Regions from separate parts of the Homo sapiens genome. Here region 1 is linked to region 2. Evidence: read pairs that join two places in POLR2A ChIA-PET (ENCODE). Cell type or tissue: K562. All regions are shown on one strand. Region 1 holds the start of EVI5 (ecotropic viral integration site 5). Region 2 has its middle 5.7 kb from the start of MTF2.

Region 1 (5,000 bases), 290 kb after region 2:
TATTGCTCAGGCTAGTCTTAAACTCCTGATCTTAAATGATCCGCCGGCCTCAGCCTTCCAAAGTGTTTAGATTATAGGCGTGAGCCACCGTGCTTGGCTCAGTCTTCCTCTCTTGAAGCAATCAATGTTATTAGTTTTATGTGGGCCATCCCATGTCTTATCATTATTAATTCAGGTGCTTACAAAAGGCTCTTTGAGAACTGTTTTAAAGGTTACCCAAAGAATCTTGTGACAACCCAGCTAAAATGATATAAAATCAGTTTTAACATAACTGAAGTTTTTAGATTCTGATTCCAAATGTCAGATGGTGACATTTTACCTTTCTCTGACTTTATGCCAAATTTAGTTTAAGTTTTAGCATCTATAATTTTCATTTACTGAACAAATATATATTTAACAAATATGAAAATACAACCATGAAACAAACAAAATCAAATCCTGGACTTAAGGAGCTAATAGTAAAAAATTCACCAATATAACTACCCAATTACAGTTTCATGCGATGTGAAAGGAGTAAGAGACCACCATAGGGAGGTCAGAAGATGCTTCTCAGAGGTGGATACTAGAGCCGTTGTCAAAGGATGAGGACTGGGAGAACTTTCTGGGCACAGAGCAAAGCATGAGTAAAAGCTCTGTTGAGGCCAGGAAGCCGGTAAATAGGGAATAAAAGAGGCTAGCGTGGCTGGAGCACAGACAGCAGGGTGGAATTGGTCTGAGCAGTGAGAAGAGGTGGAGAGGTGGGCAAGGCACCTGGCCATTCAGGGCTTGGTTAGTTAGGAGGGTTTTTTCTAAGAGAATGGGAAAGTGTTTAAGTGGTTTAGGCTGGGAAGTGACAGGGTCACACTGTTATTTTGAAAAAGTCACTCTGCCTGTTGTGTTGAGATTAGAGAGGGGATAAAGGGAATATGGGTAAACCACAAGAAGACTAGGTCAGTAATCCCTCCACCCCCACTCCCCAGGTGAAGGTAGCCTAGACTAGGGTGGTGATGGAGGAAATAGGAGAGGACAGATTCAAGGACCATTTGTAAGGGAAAAACCAATAGAATTTGCTGACGGATGGAATATAAGAGGGGAGAGGTACATTATCAAGGATGTAGCTTAGTTTTCTTATACAAGGATTGAGTTGCAATAAAATTGTTAATTGAAATTTCTTTAAATAATGGCACAACCTAAAGTTATGCAAACATATGCCTCAGATAAAAGTTCAAGTTTTCAAAGTTTTTAGCTGGGTGGAGGGCATGGCTTTACTTCCTATTTCTTGGTATTTCCTAATCTTGTTGAAAAAAAAGTAAGGTTTTTTTTTTTTTTTTTTTCTGAAATGCTTAGTTCAGTGGAAACCCATCTGCGAATTCTGTCTTATAAATTTAAATTTAAAAATAGGGATACTAATTTCTAGACAAATAATTCCGGAGTTTCTTGTGCTGCTAATTATTATAATTTTTGTCCCTTTTTTTTTTTGAGACAGAGTATCGTTCTGTCGCCCAGGCTGGAGTGCAGTGGCGCGATCTTGGCTCACTGCAACCTCCACCTCCGTGGTTCAAGCAATTCCCCTGCCTCAGCCTCCAGAGTAGCTTGGCTGGGAGTACAGGCGCACGCCACGACGCCGGGCTATTTTTTTTTTTTGTATTTTTAGTAGAGACGGGGTTTCACCATGTTGGCCAGATTGGTCTCCAACTCCTGACCTCAGGCAATCCGCCCGCCTCGGCCTCCCAAAGTGTTGGGATTACAGGTGTGAGCCACCGCGCCCGGCTGTCACTTCTAAACATATAATGAAAGTAATCTGTATTGCCTTTTTACTTTTTCTTGCCTGCTTTTCCTGGACCAGAAATTAATAGGCTGTTTCCGTCCCAAACAAAGTACTTTCCTTCTAAGAATGTCTTCGTTGACGCTGGAGGGCTGCCCGGCTGAATCTTACGTATTCGTGCCCATGTTCTGCCCCCTGCAGTAGTCTGCATAAACCCAATGCGAAGACACGTGTAAGAGTACATTACAATTACAAGTGTCATTTACGCGTTGATTATTGTTTTTGCGAGTGCCCTAAGGCCACCTCTGGGGGAGCTCGGGGCTGCCTTCCGAAGCATGCGCGTCAGCACCGCGTGCCAGGGCCCTGAAAGTCAGGCTCCGCGTCGGTGCGGCAGCGCGAGGCCTGCAGTCCTAAGCTCGGGGTCGCTTCGGGCCCCCGAGGGGGTGTGTCTTCTACCGTTTTAACATGGAAGGGGCGGTTCCAGTGGCCGGGGAAGTCGGCGACTTGCAGGACTGAAGGCTGGTGCTTTGAAAGAGAGGCGGAGGGCGAGAGCGATTTCCCCGCCTCCTCTGCACTCCGTCCAATCCCTTCGCCTTCTCCTTTTCTCGGCCGGCCCGCCCGGCCCCTAACCTGCTCCAACCCATTCTGCGGTAGAGGCTGCCGGGTCTCTTTAAGGCCCTCCCGCGCCTGCGCCTTGGGCTCTCCTGACGCGGCCGGGCCGGACCCCGGAGGAACCAGCTGGCCAGCTGGCAAGGGGCTGGCTGCAGTTCCGACAGCGGCGGTGCCGGGAGGGGTAGGTGAGGGTCGCGAGGCGGCCCTGAGCTTCTGAGTGAGCGTGGTGCTTTTGGGAACTCGGGACGGGCGACCCGTGGAGCCAGGAGCGGGGCCGAGGCGCTGAGACGCGGCGGCGCGGCTGCCGGCTGGATGGGAAGTTAATGTTTACGGCGAAGTCTACTCAACGTTTCCAAGGTGAGGGGCGCTGCGCCAGGCCGGGCGGGCCGGGAGGCCGGGCGGGCGGTGAGTCCGTGTTCCGCTGGCGCACAGCTGGGCCGAGGCGCGGCGGGCGGGGGCCGCCGCAAGTTTTGCTGTGGGAGCGGGGCGGGCGCGCCTGGCCCCGCCAGGGCCTAAGTTCCCTGCACTCGCTTCCTCGCCTGTCGCCGCCGCCGCCGCCCGCAGCCCTCCTTCTCGTGGGCGCTGGGGAAGAAACTCGTCGGCGGGTCTAACTGTGGCGTCCCAGGGCGGTGGAGGGACGGAGCAGCTTCGGGGGCACGTCCTCGTAAATCCCGTGGAGGACACTGACCCTGCACCCCACCCTCGAGGCCAGAAGTCGGTTCCCTTTGGGGACCTGAGGGGCGAGAGCACTCGCCCCCCTGACTTGCAAAGTTGGCGTCTTTACTTGGCCTCCGGGATTCTGCGCATGGCGTGTCTCCAGGCTGCTGATGGGCAAGACAGATGTGCCAGGTCCAGAATGAACTTGAGAAGAGTTTGTAGCCATTCCTGAATCACCTTATGACTAGTGGGGCAAGCCTCAAATTAACCTCAGGATTTCCGGTAGGTTGGATTGTGGTGTTGGTGTTTCCACTCAAAAGAGTTGCTGTGATTTCCCTGTGTCTGTCTGTCTGTCTGTCTTTGGGGCTTCTTAGATCATCTCATTTGGCATCCTTTCACCCAAGAGTTAAACCAAGCCTTTTGGAATGGTTTCCTCGCTTTCCTCCTATCTATTGCTGGTAGAGCTGCTTTCGAAAAGAAGTATTTTCTTGAAGTGGTATCTTTTCTTTGGGTTACAGTGTTGAATAATAAACTCCTTTCTTTGCCGAAAGAATGAATTCCAGTGCTTACTGAAGTTAAAGAAAAGTGATCTGCTGGTAGTTTTTAATCTTTGTTCTGAGCTGATGTAAGTAACTTTTTTTGTTTTAAAATTTTGTTAGTAGAATTTCACCAGTGTACCAGAAGCTCTTTTTCTTTTTCTTTTCTTTTCTTTTTTTTTTTTTTTTTTGACAGGGAGTCTCGCTCTGTCGCCAGACTGGAGTGCAGTGGCGACGTTGGTTCACTGCAACCTCCACCTCCTGCGTTTAAGCAATTCTCCTGCCTCAGCCCCGCGAGTAGCTGGGACTACAGGCGCGCGCCACCACTCCCAGCTAATTTTTGTATTTTTAGTAGAGATGAGGTTTCACCATGTTGGCCACGATGGTCTTGATCTCTTGACCTCGTGTTCCACCCGCCTCAGCCTCCCAAAGTGTTGGGGTTACAGGCGTGAGCCACCGTGCCCGGCCTTCTTTTTCTTTTCTTTTCTTTTCTTTTTTTTTTTTTTTTTTTTTTTTAAGGCTGAGTCTCACTCTGTTGCCTAGGCTGGATATATTCTCCTGCCTCAGCCTCCCGAGTAGCTGGGATTACAGGCGTACATCACCACGCCCGGCTAATTTTTTTTTTTTTGTATTTTTAGTAGAAACGGGGTTTCACCGTGTTGGTCAGGCTGGTCTCGAACTCCTGACCTCAAATGATCTGCCCGCCTCGGCCTTCGAAAGTGCTGGGATTACAGGCGTGAGCCAGCGCACCTGGCCCAGGTGGTCTTTTTTCTGTTCTAAAATGATAACTACGATTTCCGAGAACTTTGTGTCAAATAAATCTTAGAACTAAGTTATTGAAGTATAGAGAAAAAGTTCACAATTCTAAATGTGCAGGTGGTCTGGGTGCGGTGGCTCACGCATGTGATCCTAGCATTTTGGGAGGCAGAGGCAGGTGGATCACTTGAGCCCAGGAGTTTGAGACCAGCCAGGGCAACGTGGCAAAACCCCATTTTCTACTAAAAATACAAAAATTAGCTGGGTGTGGTTGTGTGCGCTGGTAGTCCGAGCTACCCAGGAGGCTGAGGTGGGAGGATCACCAAAGCCGGGGAGGTCGAAGTTGCAGTGAGCCTTGATCATGCCACTGCACTCCAGCCTGAGCGGCAGAGTGAGACCGTCTTTCAAAAAAAACAAAAACAAAAAACATCGCAGGTAATGAATTTTTACTAAGTGAACCACCAAAGATCAAGAAATAGGACATTACTAGATTGGAGTATGTACGTAGGAGTGGCATTGTTGGTTTTATAGGTACGTGGGTGATAAAACTCTAGTATTAGAAATTGTTGAACATTTTCCCAAAGTGGTTCTACCAATTAGCAGGGAATGTTCCGGTTACCCCACATCCTTGCTGGTGCTTGTCAGTTGAAATTTTTTTTGCTAGTCTAGTAGAGGTACAGTAATATATCAGTGTG
Region 2 (5,000 bases):
ACATTTGTGTACAAATCTTTGTATGGACATTCGTTTTTTATTTTTCTTGAGTAGATCCCTAGAAGTGGAATTACAGAGTTGTATGATAAGTTTATGTTTAACATTTTAAGATACTGCCAAACTGTTTTCCAAAGTGTAAGCAATATGTAAGCCTTCCAGTTTCCCAATATCCTCACTGATACTTGTCTATCTTTCTGATTTCACTCATAACAGTAGGGATTGCTAGGCATGGTGGCTCACACCTGTAATCCTAGCACTTTGGGAGGCCAAGGCTGGAGGATTGCTTGAGCCCAGAAGTTTGAGACCAGCCAGGGCAATACAGTGAAACCTTGTCTCTAAAAAAATAATAATTTTTTTTTTTTTTAGATGGAGTCTCTCTCTGTCACCCAGGCTGGAGTGCAGTGGCACAATCTTGGCTTACTGCAACCTCTGCCTCCTGAGTTCAAGCGATTCTCCTGCCTCAGCCTCCTGAATAGCTGGGATTACAGGCACGTGCCACCACGCCCGGCTAATTTTTGTATTTTTAGTAGAGACTGGGTTTCACCATGTTGGTCAGGCTGGTCTCAAATTCCTGACCTTGTGATCTGCCTGCCTCGGCCTCCCAAAGTGCTGGGATTACAGGCATGAGCCACTGCACCTGGCCAAAAAAAAAAAAAAAATTATTATAATAATTTAAAACAGTGGGAGTGAAGTGGTTCATTGTGGTTTCCCTAATGGCTAGTGCTATTGAGCATCTTTGGTTTGTTAGCCATTCTTATATCTTCTTTAGTGAAGTGCCTACTCAAATATTTTATGTATTTTTTAACTGGACAATCTTCTTATATCAACTTGTAAGAGTTCTTTATATATTCTAGATTTAGGTTCTTTAACAGAAGCATGATTTGCAAATATTGTCTTCCTGTCTATGACTTTATGACTTGTCTTTTCATTTTTCATAATGATGTCTTTTCTTTTTCCCCCAGAAACAAGGTCTCACTCTGTTGCCCAGCCTGGAGTGTAGTGGCACTGATCATAGCCCACCATAACCTCAAACTCCTAGGCTCAAGCAATCCTCCCATATTAGCTTCTCAAGTAGCTGAGACTACAGGTGCACACCACCACTCCCAGCTAATTTTGTTTTAATTCTTTTAGAGATGGGATCTCTATATGTAGCCCAGGCTGGCCTGGAACTCTTGGCCTCAAGCCATCCTCCCACCTCAGCCTCTCAAGTAACTGGGATTACAGGTGCAAGCCACCCTTGCCAGGGCTTAATGTATTTTGAAGGGAAAAAAATTTATTTTAAGTTCAATGAAATCCTATTTATCTTTTTTTAAATACCATATGCTTTTGGTGTTATAACTAAGAATTATTTTACCAAAGTCTATTTTCTATTATGTTTTCTTCAGAAGTTTATAGGTTTAGCTCTTATATGTAAGTCTATGATCCATTTCGAGTTATTTTTTGTGCACAGTGTGAGAGGTATAGGTCTGTATTAATCTTCTTGTGGCTGGGTGTGGTGGCTTCTGCCTGTAATCCCAACACTTTGAGAGGCTGAGGTGGGAGGATTGCTTGAGCCCAGGAGTTTGAGACCACCCTGGGCAACATGGCAAAACCCTGTCGCTACAAAAAATACAAAAAAAAAAAATTAACTGGGCATGGTGGTGTGCACTTGTAGTCCCAGGTACTTTGGAGGCTGAGGTGGGAGGATCAATTAAGCCTGGGAGGTTGAGGCTGCAGTGAGCTGTGATCTTGCCACTGAGCAGTAGCCTGGGCAACAAAGCAAGACCCTGTCTCAAAAAAAATTTTTTTTTTGCATGTGAATGTTCAAATGGTGAAACAAACTTTTGTTGTATTAGCCACTGCAGTTTGGAGTTGTCTGCTACCCAGCATATTTTAGCCTACTCTGACTGATACAATCTAGATTTGTTAATACAGGCATACCTGTATTAATCTGCAGGATCGGTAGCAGACCACCACAAAAAGCAAATAGTCACATGAATTTTTTTGGTTTCTCAGTACATATAAAAGTCATGTTTACACTATACTGTAGTCTATTAAGTGTTCAATAGCATTATTTCTTTAAACAAATCTTAATTTAAAAATACTTTATTGCTAAAAAAAAATGTTAAAAATTATCTGAGCCTTCAGCAAGTCATAGTCTTTTTGCTGATGGAGGGTCTTGCTTCCATGTTGACGGCTGCTGACTGATCAGGGTGGTGATTGCTAAAGGTTTGTGGGGTGGCTGTGGCAATTTCTTAAAACAAGACAACAATGAAGTGTGCTACATCGATTGACTGTTCCTTTCACAAAAGATTACTTGGTAGCATATGATGCTGTTTGATAGCATTTTACTCACAGTAGAACTTTCAAAAATTGGCTGGGTCAGGTGGCTCACACCTGTAATCCCAGCACTTTGGAAGGTTGAGGCAAAAGGGTTACTTAAGTCCAGGAGTTCCAGACCAGCCTAGGTACCATGGCGAGACCCCTTCACTACAAAAAATAAAAATAATAAAAATAAATTAGCTAGGCATGGTGTTACATGTCAGTAGTCCCAGATACTTGGGAGACTGAGGAGGGAAGATGGCTTGAGCCTGGGAGGTCAAGGCTGCAGTGAGTTGTGTTCATGCCACTGCACTCCAGCCTGGAGTGAGACTTTTTTTTTTTTTTTTTTTGAGGCGGAGTTTCGCTCTTGTTTCCCAGGCTGGAGTGCAATGGTGTGATCTTGGCTCATTGCAACCCCCGCCTCCTGGGTTCAAGCAATTATACTGCTTCAGCCTCCCTAGTACCTGGGATTACAGGTGCCTACCACCACACCCAGCTAATTTTTTGTATTTTTAGTAGAGACAGCATTTCATTATGTTGGCCAGGCTGGTCTCGAACTCCTGACCTCAGGCGATCCACCCACCTCAGCCTCCCAGAGTGATGGGATTACAGGCATGAGCCACCATGCCCGGCTGACCCTGTCTCAAAAAAAAAAAAAAAAAAAAATTGGAGTCAATCCTCTCAAACCCTGCTGCTTTATCATCTAAGTTTATATAATATTCCAAATCCTTTCTCATAATTTATTTATTTATTTTTTTGAGATGGACTCTCACTCTGTCACCTAGACTGGAGTGCAATGGCCCAATCTCCACTCACTGCAACCTCTGCCTCCCAGGTTCAAGCGATTCTCCTGCCTCAGCCTCCTGAGTAGCTGGGATTACAGGCACGTGCCACCATGCCTGGCTAATTTTTGTATTTTTAGTAGAGACGGGGTTTCACCATGTTAGCCAGGCTGGTCTTCAACTCCTGACCTCAAGTGATCCACCCACCTCAGCCTCCCATAGTGCTGGGATTACAGGTGTGAGGCACCATGCCCAGCCTGTCATTTCAACAATGTTCACAGCATCTTCACTGGAGTAGGTTTCATCTCAAGAAACCACTTTCCTTAGAACAGTGATTGCCAAGGGCTGGGGGAGGGGATGTGTTAGCCCATTCTCACGTTGCCATAAAGATCTACCTGAGACTGTGTAATTTATAAAGAAAAGAGGTTTAATTGACTCACAGTTCCACAGGCTATATGTGAAGCATGGCTAGGGAGGCCTCAGGAATTATGGTGAAAGGTGAAAGGGAGGTAAGCACATCCTCACAAGGCCAGCAGGGGATAGAGAGAGAGAGCCAGAGGGAAGGTGCTACATACTTTTAAACAATCAGATCTTGTGAGAACTCACTATCATGAGAACAGCAAGGGGGAAATCTGCCCCCATGATCCAATCATCTCCCACCAGGCCCCTCCCCCAACACTGGGGATGACAATTCAACATGAAATTTGAGTGGGGACCCAGAGCCAAATCATATCGGGAAGGATAAGAAGTGAGTAACAGCTTAATGGGTATGGGGTTTCCCTTTGGTGTAATGAAAATGTTTTGGAACTAGATAGAGGAGATGATTGCACAAGTGTGAATGTACTAAATGCCATTGAACTATTCACCTTAAAATGGTTACTTTTATGTTACCTGGATTTTACTTCAATTTTTAAAATACTTGAAAAGAAAAAAGAAACCACTTTCTTTGCTCATTCATGAGAAGCAACTCCTCATCTGTTCAAGTTTGATCATAAGATTGTAGCAATTAAGGCATATCTTCAGCCTCCACTTCTAATTCTAGTTCTCTTGCTCTTTCTACCACATCTGCAGTGACTTCCTCCACTGAAGGACTCCCTCCAAGTCATCCATGAAATTTAGGATCAACTTCTTCCAAACTCCTGTTAATGTTGATATTTTGACCTCCTCCCATGAATCGTGAATATTCTTTTTTATTTGTTATTTTTTATTTATTTATTTTATTTTTTTGAGAAGAAGTCTTGCTCTGTCGCCCAGGCTGAAGTGCAGTGGCGCAATCTCGGCTCACTGCAAGCTCTGCCTCCCGGGTTCACGCCATTCTCCTGCCTCAGCCTCCCAAGTAGCTGGGACTACAGGCGCCCACTGCCACGCCTGGCTAATTTTTGTATTTTTAGTAGAGACGGGGTTTCACTGTGTTAGCCAGGATGGTCTCGATCTCTTGACCTCATGATCCGCCCACCTTGGCCTCCCAAAGTGCTGGAATTACAGGTGTGAACCACTGCGCCCAGCTGAATCGTGAATATTCTTAATGGCATCTAGAATGGTGAATCCTTTCCAGGTGGTTTTCAATTTACTTTGCCCAGATACATCAGAGGAAACACTATCTAAGGTAGCCATCACCTTACAAAATGTATTTCTTAAATAATAAGACTTGAAAGTCAAAATTAATCCTTGATTCACAGCTGCTGAATGGATGTTGTGTTAGCAGGCATGAAAACAACATTCATCTCCTTGTACAACATTCATCTTCATCAGAGCTCCTGGGCAACTAGGTGCATTGTCAATGAACAGTAATATTTTGAAAGAAATCTTTTTCTCTGAGCAGTAGGTCTCAACAGTGGGCTTAAAATATTCAGTAAACCATGCTATAATCAGATGCGCGGTTGTCTGCTTTGTTGTTCCATTGGTAGAGCACAGGTA

Evidence for each region. Peaks named below come from ENCODE experiments on the same cell type or tissue, not always from the same donor. Only the 100,000 strongest peaks of a DNase experiment are listed, where the experiment ranks them.
Region 1: POLR2A ChIA-PET joins it to region 2 with 10 read pairs; 4 of 35 experiments call an interaction of 5 or more read pairs at or near these places.

What each region holds. Positions count from the first base shown.
Region 1 is chr1:92,782,549-92,787,548 of GRCh38, reverse strand. EVI5 (ecotropic viral integration site 5) reads left to right here and starts at 2,441. Exons shown (of 20, transcript NM_001350197.2): 1 at 2,441-2,713. RefSeq lists an enhancer at 2,041-2,320 and a silencer at 2,591-2,860. In K562, a CTCF peak has its summit at 2,041; DNase peaks (open chromatin) are centred at 2,368 and 2,748; H3K4me3 peaks cover 2,266 bases.
Region 2 is chr1:93,071,090-93,076,089 of GRCh38, reverse strand. No RefSeq gene overlaps it. Among named protein-coding and RNA genes, the nearest start is that of MTF2, 5.7 kb to the left of the region's middle. In K562, no CTCF peak of the experiment used is centred here; no DNase peak of the experiment used is centred here.